Linked DNA regions of Homo sapiens: region 2 is linked to region 1. Evidence: read pairs that join two places in POLR2A ChIA-PET (ENCODE). Cell type or tissue: Panc1. All regions are shown on one strand. Each heading gives the region's core, and the rest is flanking DNA. Links, peaks and the distances in the headings are about the cores only.

Region 1 (5,384 bases), core at 315-5,314:
AAAAGACAAGATTGAAAATTTTGGAAGAAATCTGTAAACAATCTAAAAAAAAGAATTCGGCCAGGCGCGGTGGCTCACACCTGTAATCCCAGCACTTTGGGAGGCTGAGGTGCGTGGATGATGAGGTCAGGAGATTGAGACCATCCTGACCAACACGGTGAAACCCTGTCTCTACTAAGAATACAAAAATTAGCTGGGCATGGTGGCATGTGCCTGTAATCTCAGCTACCCGAGAGGCTGAGGCAGGAGAATTGCTTGAACCTGGGAGGCAGAGGTTGCAGTGAGCCGAGATTACGCCACTGCACTCCAGTCTGGCGACAAAGCGAGACTCCGCCTCAAAAAAAAAAAAAAATTCAAGAAGCAAAAACCAGCCAGATGCTGTGGCTCACACCTATAATCCCAGCACTCTGGGAGGCTGAGGCGGGTGGATCACAAGGTCAGGAGATCAAGACCATCCTGGCTAACACGGTGAAAACCCCATCTCTACTAAAAATACAAAAAAAAAAAAAATTAGCTGGGCGTGGTGGCGGGCACCTGCAGTCCCAGCTACATGGATGGCTGAGGCAGGAGAAGGGCGTGAACTCGGTAGGCGGAGCTTGCAGTCAGCTAAGATCGCGCCACTGCACTACAGCCTGGGCGACAAAGCAAAACTCTGTCTCAAAAAAAAAAAAAAGAGCAAAAACTGTAAGACCTCAATAGACAGGCTTAACTACTGACTACAGATTACTGAAGAGACAATTAGTGAACTGAAAGATGAATCATAAAAAAAATAAAGGGAATAGGAGACAGAGGTCACAGGAAGAAGAGGAAGAAGGTATAACACACATATAACTATGTTCCAAAAAGAGAAGAGAAAGAGAGAGGTGCTAGAGTGGTACTCGAAGAGAAATGGCTGAGAACTTCACAAAAGTGATGAAAATACATCAAGCCATAAAGATTTAAGAACTTCAAGAAACTTAAATAAAAAGGAAAACAAACCTTGGCTAAAAAAATAGACACAGATAATAATAGTGAAAAAAATCAGACTACCATTAAATGACCAACAACAGAAATGATAGTTGACCTTAGCAGAAAACATAAAAACAAAGACAGTAAAATACTATGTTTAGAGTTAAAAAAAAAAAAAAAAAAAAAAACACCTCTGCCAACTAGAATTCAATACGCAATAACAGTTGACCCACTCAGGCTAAACAAAGATATTTCAGAAAACAAGACACAGAGAGAACTGGATACCAACAGACCTTCACTAAAGAGAAATACTAAATGTTCTCAGGTGAAAAGAAAGTGATCCCAGATGGACAGTCAGACATGCAGAAAATAATTTTAAAAAGCAAAATGTGTAAAGGATAATGTAAAATGTAAAATAAATAATCCTAACTGAGTATAGAGTGTACAAAACAATAATTTTCTTTTAGAAGATAAACATATTCAGAAATGTGTAACAAGAATGACATATAAGTAGGGTGGGAATTAAGAATTAAAAGCATTATAAGGTCTTTGCATAGAAAATTTTGATAAAGATGTATGTGATACTCTCTAGGGTACCCACTGAAGAGTAGCAAAAGAGTGTAGAAATTCCAAGTAGTAGAAAGGTGGAAGGTTGAATAAAAAATAATCTACCCCAGCCAGGCACGATGGCTCATGCCTGTAATCCCAGCACTCTGTGAGGCTGAGGTGGGCAGACTGCTTGAGCCCAGCAGTTCAAGACTAGCCTGGGCAGTATAGCAAGATCCCGTCTATACAAAAAATTAAAAAGCCAGGCATGGTGGTGCACACCTATGGTCCCAGCTACTTGGGAGGCTGAGGTGGGAGGATGGCTTAAGCCTAGAAGGTCAAGGCTACAGTGAGCTGTGATCACACTACTGCATTCCATCCTGGGCAGCAGAGTGAGACTCTGCCTCAAAAAAAAAAAAAAAAAAAAAAAAGATTGAATGCTCCAATTAAAAGACAAAGGTTATCAAAAATTACCAAAAAAAAAGCAAAAATCAACTTAACAGTGTTTTAAAAAGACAAACATGAAATATAAGGCAACAAAAACATTGGAAATAGAAATGATTTTTTTTTTTTTTTGAGAGGGAGTCTCGCTCTATCGCCCGCGCTGGAGTGCGGTGGCGCAATCTCGGCTCACTGCAAACTCTGCCTCCCGGGTTCACGCCATTCTCCTGCCTCAGCCTTATGAGTAGCTGGGACTACAGGCACCCGCCACAATGCCCAGCTAATTTTTTTGTATTTTTAGTAGAGACAGGGTTTCACTGTGTTAGCCAGGATGGTCTCGATCTCTTGACCTCGTGATCTGCCCGCCTCGGCCTCCCAAAGTGCTGGGATACAAGCGTGAGCCACCGCGCCTGGCTTACAAATGATTTTTTTTAAATCTTTATCAGGTCAGGCATGGTGGTTCACACCTGTAATCCCAGCATTTAGTGGGAGGCTGAGGCAGGTGAACTGCTTGAGCTTAGGAGTTTGAGACCAGTCTGAGCAATATGGCGAAAGCCTGTCTCTACCAAAAATAAAGGAAAGTACCTGGGTGTGATGGTGCGTGCCTATGGTCCCAGCTACTTGGGAGGCTGAGATGGGAGGATCATTTGAGCCCGGTGGGGCGGAGGGTGCAGTGAGCTGAGATCAAGCCACTGCACTCCAGCCTGGGTGACCGAGTGAGACCCTGCCTTAAAAAAAAAAAAAAATTTTTTTTTTGTAAATCTGTATCATATTTGTGGAGAATGGAGTGCAAGGAGTCCATTTAGATTAGATGGTTATTGTAGTAGCTCTGGCTAAGAAAAAAATGGACCAGGATAGAAAATGAAAAGTAGTATACGGATTTCAACTGTCTTTGGAGGTAGAACCCAAAAGACTTACTAATGGGCTTAGCAAACAGGTTGGGAGTTTTTTTATCTGTATGAAGAGGAGTGAGTGGTAAGCATTATTCTTTGGAGTGCTTCTTTACCGTACCTATGGTTTACTTAGGCATCCATCCTACATCCCCTGCATGGTACCTGTGCTGCAAGAGATACATTGTGTTTTCCAACAGAGATCATAAACTATCAAAGTGAGAGGAATTTAATGAAATAAGGCAGGTTATAAATACTTCACCTATGACATAAGCAACTATTTTTCTAATAAATTATTTATTGTGATGAGCAATTATAAACATTTTTTTTTTTTTTGAGGCGGAGTCTTGCTCTGTCGCCCAGGCTGGAGTACAGTGGCGAGATCTTGGCTCACTGCAAGCTCTACCTCCTGGGTTCACGCCATTCTCCTGCCTCAGCCTCCCGAGTAGTTGGGACTACAGGCGCCTGCCACCACGCCTGGCTAATTTTTTTGTATTTTTAATAGAGACGGGTTTTCACCGTGTGAGCCAGGATGGTCCCGATCTCCTGACCTCGTGATCCACCCGCCTTGGCCTCCCAAAGTGCTGGGATTACAGGGATGAGCCACTGTGCCCAGCCCTATAAACACATTTATAAAACAATTATGTTTGGAATTAAGTAAATGTATGCCCAAAGGTACAAAGATTTCAATTTTGGTCCAAATCTCTGATGGGTCAGCCTTAACATCTGGAAAGCACACTGTATACATCCATGCCTACTACTAATTAAAATCTCTTCTCAACAGGATATTGACTAGTGTACTAAAGAAGCAAGGCAAATATTGTTTAGGTAGGCACGAATTACAACTAATTGCTGGTGCCCTAAAAAAGAAAACAAAATCCAAATTTGGTAATGGAAAAAGGAATTCTTTCCCCTATCAAAAACCAATAAACAAATCATACTCAATTATGGATTTAGGTAAAGCCCAAAATTTTAATCTCTAGGTTATGGAAAAATGTTAGTTTTTCTTTACGTATCTTTCAAAGTTTGCAATGAAAACTGAACCAAGTTCTACACTTGTAAAGAAGTTTTACCATTGCCTTCATTTTCTATAAAATCAACTTTTTATTTTATTTTACTTTTTTGAGACGGAGTCTCACTCTGTTGCACAGGCTGGAGTGCAGTGGTGCGATGTTGGCTCACTGCAACCTCTGCCTTCCGGGCTCAAGCAATTCTCCTGCCATAGCCCCCCTAGTAGCTGGGATTATAGGCACCTGCCGCCATGCCTGGCTAATTTTTTGTATTTTCTGTGAGACAGCGTTTCTCAATGTTGGCCAGGCTGGTTTTGAACTCCTGACCTCAAGTGATCCGCCCACCTCGGCCTCCCAAAGTGCTGGATTACAGGCGTGAGCCACCGCACCCAGCCCAAGTTTTTGTTTTTAAAAACCAAGTAAACACAACAAAAACAAAACTACTACTTACATCATAAGTTAGTGAGTCTGCTTCATTGGCCACCGTAAGGCCTGCTAGTTCTCCAAGTCCCAGTTCACTTTCAAGGGCTTCATCTGCTCCCATGATGAATGACTTTCCAGAAGAAGGAGGAAATGTCAATGCTTCCACTGAAGAGGGAAGACAAAGGAAACATTAAAAAATCTCTAAGGAGCCAACATTTAGTCTCATTTGCTTGCATCAAATTTCTTATAAGTGCACGTATATACTTAATTGTTTTTAAATGCTTTTAAACACAATAAAATTCAGTGAGCAGAAAATCCTAAATAATTTATTGCTTTTTCCATATCTTAACCACAGGTAAAGGCATCAACTAATTAGAAAAGTAAAACATGAAACAAATCTAAGAATCCACTGTCCTTTCCTTTTCACTATATAGAAAAATAATGACTATAGGAAAGTAAGTTTTCCTCATTTGATATTTCATGTTAATTACCTAAACAATTTCTATTAATTACTAAATATATGTACAAGTGCTGGTCTCATTCAAAATATAATTCATTAATTTTATAACCTAGAAGAATATAGAAAATTTCAAATGAAAATGGGTCAAATTCTTAAATGTGCCTATTTATGTGACAAAATCTATATGTGGCGTTATAAGTCAGGATTACCTCTGCCGGCCAGAAGAGGGGTAGTGATTAAAGAAAGGAAGCAACAACAGGACTTCCAGGGCCCTGGTAATGTTCTACTTGTTGACCTAAGGGGTGGTGACGTGGGAGGGTAATAATTCTATCTTGATGACAATTCACTGAGCTGTACCCTTATGATATCAGCACTCTTCTGTAGGTATATTATAGTTCATCTAAAATTTTTTTTTATTTTTTATTTCTTTTTTTTTATGTTTTTTTCTGAGACAGAGTCTCGTTCTGTCACCCAGGCTGGAGTGCAGTGGTGACATCTTGGCTCACTGCAACCTCCACCTCCTGGGTTCAAGAAATTCTCCTGCCTCAGCCTCCCGAGTAGCTGGGATTACAGGTGCGTGCCACCACATCTGGTTAATTTTTGTATTTTTAGTAGAGACGGGGTTTCACCATGTTGGCCAGGCTGGTCGTGAACTCCTGACCTCAA
Region 2 (5,384 bases), core at 197-5,196, 190 kb before region 1:
CCATGATCTGCCTTTGATATCACATACCTTGTGAACCTGTTTGTCAAATCAATTAATGTTTACAATCCCATCACCAATTCAGGATTCCAAAAGGAACTTCTCATATTGTTGCTATAAATTAAAGAGAGCATGAACACTACAGAACTGAGATCTTTTATTACATTCCCCAAAATATCAAACACAAACCATGGAATTAACTTTAGTATCAGAAATAGCATATTCATTGATCAATTCAGTGAGCATCAACTGCCTCCTTCCCAAGAAGCAGGAATTCTACTTTGGCTTCTTAAACTTAGTGTGTGGCAACGGAGCCCTTTGATACCTACATCTATTGATCATGCCTTCAGTTACTAAAAAAATTACGTGATCAAAATTCATTGAGTATGGGTTAAAGGCATCTTGCACATTGAAATTCAAAAGCAGATTCTTTCTACAAACCAGTTATTTACTGAGATCCTTGAGCTATTAGTGTCAAAGTGAAATAGAGTGGTCAGCAGTTATCTAGTAAATTCTTGATAAGTAAATTAAGCCATTCCTAGGCAATAAAATATCTGTTCTTGTTAATGGCAGCTTTGCTTCTTTTTATCCCAGAACAGTCTGATGTTTAGTAGCCCCAGTTATTATACATGTGCTCAGACAGAAATTTTCAAATTGTCAATTATTTGGTGAACTACTAACATGAATGTTTAAAATATTATGCTTCTTTCTACCTCTAATCATTTATTTATTCAATAAACATTTAGTAAGTTTTAGCTGTTTTCCAGGCTCTACACCAAGCCCTGGGGATAGCGAGAGGAGCAAAACTTAGCTCCTGCACTCAAGTTCACAGATATTCATAAATCATTATAGCAAGTGACACATACCATAACAGAATTGTCCTATGGAAACTCAAAGAGAAGATGACAGATAAGTACAGAAGGACGAAGAGGAGTGTGCTGGGCTGAGTCTGGAGAAAGGACACTCCCGTCGGAGGAGGTGCACCTGCAAAGACAGGAAGTTGTTAACACAGAAAGAACAGAGGAGGTGATATCCCGAGCCACGCCATGAGTATAGAAGAATGATGTGGGAAAAGAGGCTGGGCAGGCCAGTGAAGGCATCCTAGGAGCGGTACAGCATGCCAAGGAGTTTGGACCTCCTTCTGCAAACAGTGGAAAGCCACTGGGAGATTTTAAGCAGGACATACTCAGATTTATGCTTACAGATTCCTCTGGAAACAGTTGGGGGCATGGGCTGGAAGGGATAAGACTTGGGGCAAAGAAACAAGTCAGGAATTTATACAATTATCCAGGCAAGAAATGATGATGATGGCATATTTTTTAGCCATAAAAAGAAACAAACTACTGGTGCATGTTACAACATTTGAGGATGAACCTCAAAAATGCTATGCTAAATGAAAGAATCAAATCACAAAAGACCAAATATTGTATGATGCCTTTTGTGTGAAACGTCTAGAATTAGCAAATCTATAGAGACAGAAAGTTGATTAGTGGTTGCTTAGCACTGACAGCCAGAGGAATTGAAAGAATGGCTAAGGGATATGGAGCCTCCTTCTGGGGTCATGAAAATATTCTAGAATTGATGATGGTTATAGATGCACAACTCTGTGAAAATACTAAAAACCATTGAACTGTACACTTTAAAAAGATGAAATGTTATGAATGTGAATTGTATCTCAATTTAAAAAATTTATAAGAAAAAAAGAAAAGAAACGATGAGACCAGAACAAGAGAGGTAAAAACACTCTGATTCTGACCTGCAGATCTGTGTGGCTGGGGCTGCCACAGATCAGGACGGGGAATTCAGAAGGATGATAGCTCCTTCCCGGACATTTTGTTTGAAGTGCCTGCAAAATTGTACTAGTCAGCTTGGTCTGCAGTAGCAAAACACCATAGACTGAGTGGCTTAAAGCACAGGAATTTATTTCTCATGATTCTGGAGGCTGGGAAGTCCAAGATCAAGGTGCCTGCAGATTCAGTTCCTGGTGAGGGTCCCCTTCCTGGCTTGCAGATGGCTGTCTTCTCACTGTGTGGCTATAAACAGGAGTTCATGGAGGGGAAGGGATGGAGAAAGAACTCTGATGTCTCTCTCTTTCATCTTATGAGGACACTAATCCCATCATGGGGCTCTATCCTCATGACCTCATCTGAACCTAATTACCTCCCAAAGGCCCATCTAAAAATATCATCACAGTGGGAGTTAGGGCTTCAACGTATTAATTTCGAGGGGACACAAACGTAAAGTCCATAACAGAGGTATCATAAACCTAAGTCCATAACACAGGTATTATAAACATAAGTCCATAACAGAGGTATGAAGATGGTGATCATTAATAGCTAGGGGAACTTACAAGAGGGTCCAGAGATAAGGATTAGAAAGAATTTAACATATACTTAGTTCTCAAAACAATGGAAGTGAATAAAACAAACTAAGGAGGGCACATGGAGTGAGAAGAGGACTGGGGCTAGACCGCTAGGGAAAGTCATTGCAGACAGAAGAAGAGGTGGCCTTGAAAAGGGGTGAAATGAAGCTGTTAGAAAGCAAAGAGGTAAATAAATACCCCAAAACCCACCAAGTCCAGTCACCTCCTGAGCTCAGTGTTTTAAAATACATACTTGGGAGCATCTCTAAACACAATTTTGCTAAATCAGGGGATTTGGTATTCAAGTAGGCCCATCCTGGTCTGCGTAAGATTGCCATTGCACTGTGACCAGACTCCTAGCTGGACGCTGACCACAGGTTTCTGGGCTTTCATGAAATGGAGTGTATTCCTGCCTTTGTTCACCTGTCACGTAGCTGGGAACTTCACTCTCTATTCACTGCGCAGTTTTCATTTTCACTGTCCTACTAATGAAGTGGTTATGTTTGGCTTTCATCATAATTAGAGTTCATTTAGTTCAAGTGCTTTGTAATTAATCTTTTATGCTAATTAATCTTTTTATACATTAATATATCACAAAACTCATGAAAGCAAAACATTTTCCTTACTAGCAAATTAAATTAAGCTTCTTCAGCCTATAAGCAAAGCAGAAGGAAAAAGATCTAGACACATCAGGCCACAGAAAACCTCCTTTTGCTTAAAAAAAAAAAAAAATTGACTCTCGGGTCTACATTAAAATTAGCACTTGGAAAATAGGAAAAATAAAATCACCCAAGCCGTTCAGTTACCTAGTTTTCTCAGCAAGGTGTCCGTTCTCAACTAGCCTGTGGCTTGAAAAAAAACAAAGGAAGGGAGATTTTTCAATAGTCATTTTTATATCTAGTCAGGATTTCTTTAACTGATTTTTAAGTGTGAAGTTATGGAGCAAAAGCAAACACTGCCAAAGCAGATGCTCCAGCTTATGTCGTTTATTATTACCTTGCAAGCAATAAACAGGCCTTACAGGCAAGTCCTGCTTCATGATTTCAAAACATGTCTTTTGCATATTTTATCTGTCCTGATCCTCTCAGCAACCTGGGGCTGAGGCAGCGTAGCCAGGGGACAGGCCACTTGCATTCAAATCCTGACTTCATTTTCCTAGCTGTGTGTTGCTGGCCTTGTCACTTTATCTCTCTGTCTACATTTTCTCATTTCCAAAATGACTACTACTCATTAGAGTTGTTTGAGAATTAAATGAATTCATAGATGCAGATGTTTAGAACTGTACCTGGCATACAGCAAATGCTCAGTAAACATGATTAATATCATAGTTATTGTGATTATCATTGTTTTCTGAAGCCAGAGACACAGAAAGACAAAATTACTCAAGTAACATGTAGTAGAATTTGCACTCCTGTCTCATCTATTAGGAGTTCCAGATGCTTTCCACTCTGCCAATGACAACTGGGGTTCTGGGGCACAACCCAGCACCTTAGAGGATACAACCGAAAGGACAATAGGTCATGCTCAACCAACAGGGTGCTCTGTGACCAAGGTGCTGGAAAAGCCCCTCCCACACTCCTACCCCAGGTAAGAGCCAAGCTCAGGGTTTCTGGCTTACAGTCCCTCTTGGCTGGGCAAACTGCAGCTCGCGGATGCAGCCTATCGACTATGCTGTCTATCTGTATTATGACTAGACACAGCATAACACGTCTCTGGTTTTCTATTTAGGATACATTCCTAGAAGGGGAATTATTGGGTCAAACTGTTTTTCATCTCATGGTACAGCTTGCCAAATTATTTTCTGAAAAGATTGTAGCAATTTTTACCACTTGTTATGAGTAATACATGAGAATGTTGATCTTCGCCCTTACTAGTATTGAATTTTTAAAAAAATCTGTGTCAAATCAATGAGCTGAAAATAAATGCTTTAATATCATCTTAATTTATACTTCCTGAGTGTCCCCATAGGTTAAATGATTTTTTCCACATTTGTTGCCCACTTAAAGTGTGTGAGTGTGTGTGTGTGTGTGTGTGTATTGTTCATATCACTGGCCTATATTTTTCTATTTGGTGATGCTTTTGAAGTTTTCTTACTGCTTTTAAATATTTTTATAGTTTAAAAATATTAACAATTTGCCATGCTTATTACAAATATGTGCTCCCATTTGATCATTTGCTTTATAACTCTTTCATAGTGTATGTGTCCATTGTTTTTCTAAAACCATGTTATAGTTTTAATGCTAATGTCGTTAAATCTACTAATCTTTTCCTTTGTGATTTCTTCCATGGCTTTTATGCAATTTCAGTCACGTCTGCTCTCAGATTTTGCCCTTCCAAACAGAAGTTCTGGGCATTGTACTGCTGGTGGGAACCCATAGAGCCAGCCTCCCGTGGCATCACTCCCACCACTCTGGCCACCCCTGCCCAGATGCCTATGTCACCTACACTCACCTTTCCAAATGGTGAGAAAGAAATGCCATTTCTTTCTACTTTAAAACAAAAGTATTATGACAAACATGTTGATCTATGTGACCCAGGCTGTGTGCAGGCATTCTTGGGAGCCTTTCTGTAAAGAGACCCGGTCCCTTTTTCTCTGTCATTTAAAAGGCACTATGAGCCCTTCATTTATGCATGAGGCAGGGAATTTGGTTTACCTCCAGATACATCACACTGTGTTGCTCTCCATCAAGATCTGGCTTCTGTTTGCTTCTCATTCACTTAGATTTATCAGCCAGAGTAGTTGGATGTCATGAGAAACTTTAAAATTTGCTATGTGCTTCTCTTCCACGGTAGCTATAACCACTGAGAAAAAGATCTTGGCCAGCAACCGTGTGGCTCATGCCTGTAATCCCAGAATTTCGGGAGATTCTGGTGGGAGGATCACTTGCGGCCAGGAGTTCAAGACCATCTTGAGCAACATAGTGAGACCCCTGTCTCTAAAAAAACAAAAAGTCTGGTTCCTGAATACTCTAATCTCTAGAATGAGTTATATAATAATTATTATTAATGATATTTTGCATAGCTA

What was found. Peaks named below come from ENCODE experiments on the same cell type or tissue, not always from the same donor. Only the 100,000 strongest peaks of a DNase experiment are listed, where the experiment ranks them.
Region 2: POLR2A ChIA-PET joins it to region 1 with 8 read pairs; 2 of 35 experiments call an interaction of 5 or more read pairs at or near these places.

What each region holds. Positions count from the first base shown.
Region 1 is chr2:36,873,605-36,878,988 of GRCh38, forward strand. It overlaps STRN (striatin), which reads right to left. Exons shown (of 18, transcript NM_003162.4): 10 at 4,287-4,423. Among named protein-coding and RNA genes, the nearest start is that of STRN, 90 kb to the right of the region's middle. In Panc1, for the core only: no CTCF peak of the experiment used is centred there; no DNase peak of the experiment used is centred there.
Region 2 is chr2:36,681,901-36,687,284 of GRCh38, forward strand. No RefSeq gene overlaps it. Among named protein-coding and RNA genes, the nearest start is that of VIT, 12 kb to the right of the region's middle. In Panc1, for the core only: no CTCF peak of the experiment used is centred there; no DNase peak of the experiment used is centred there; H3K27ac peaks cover 1,676 bases.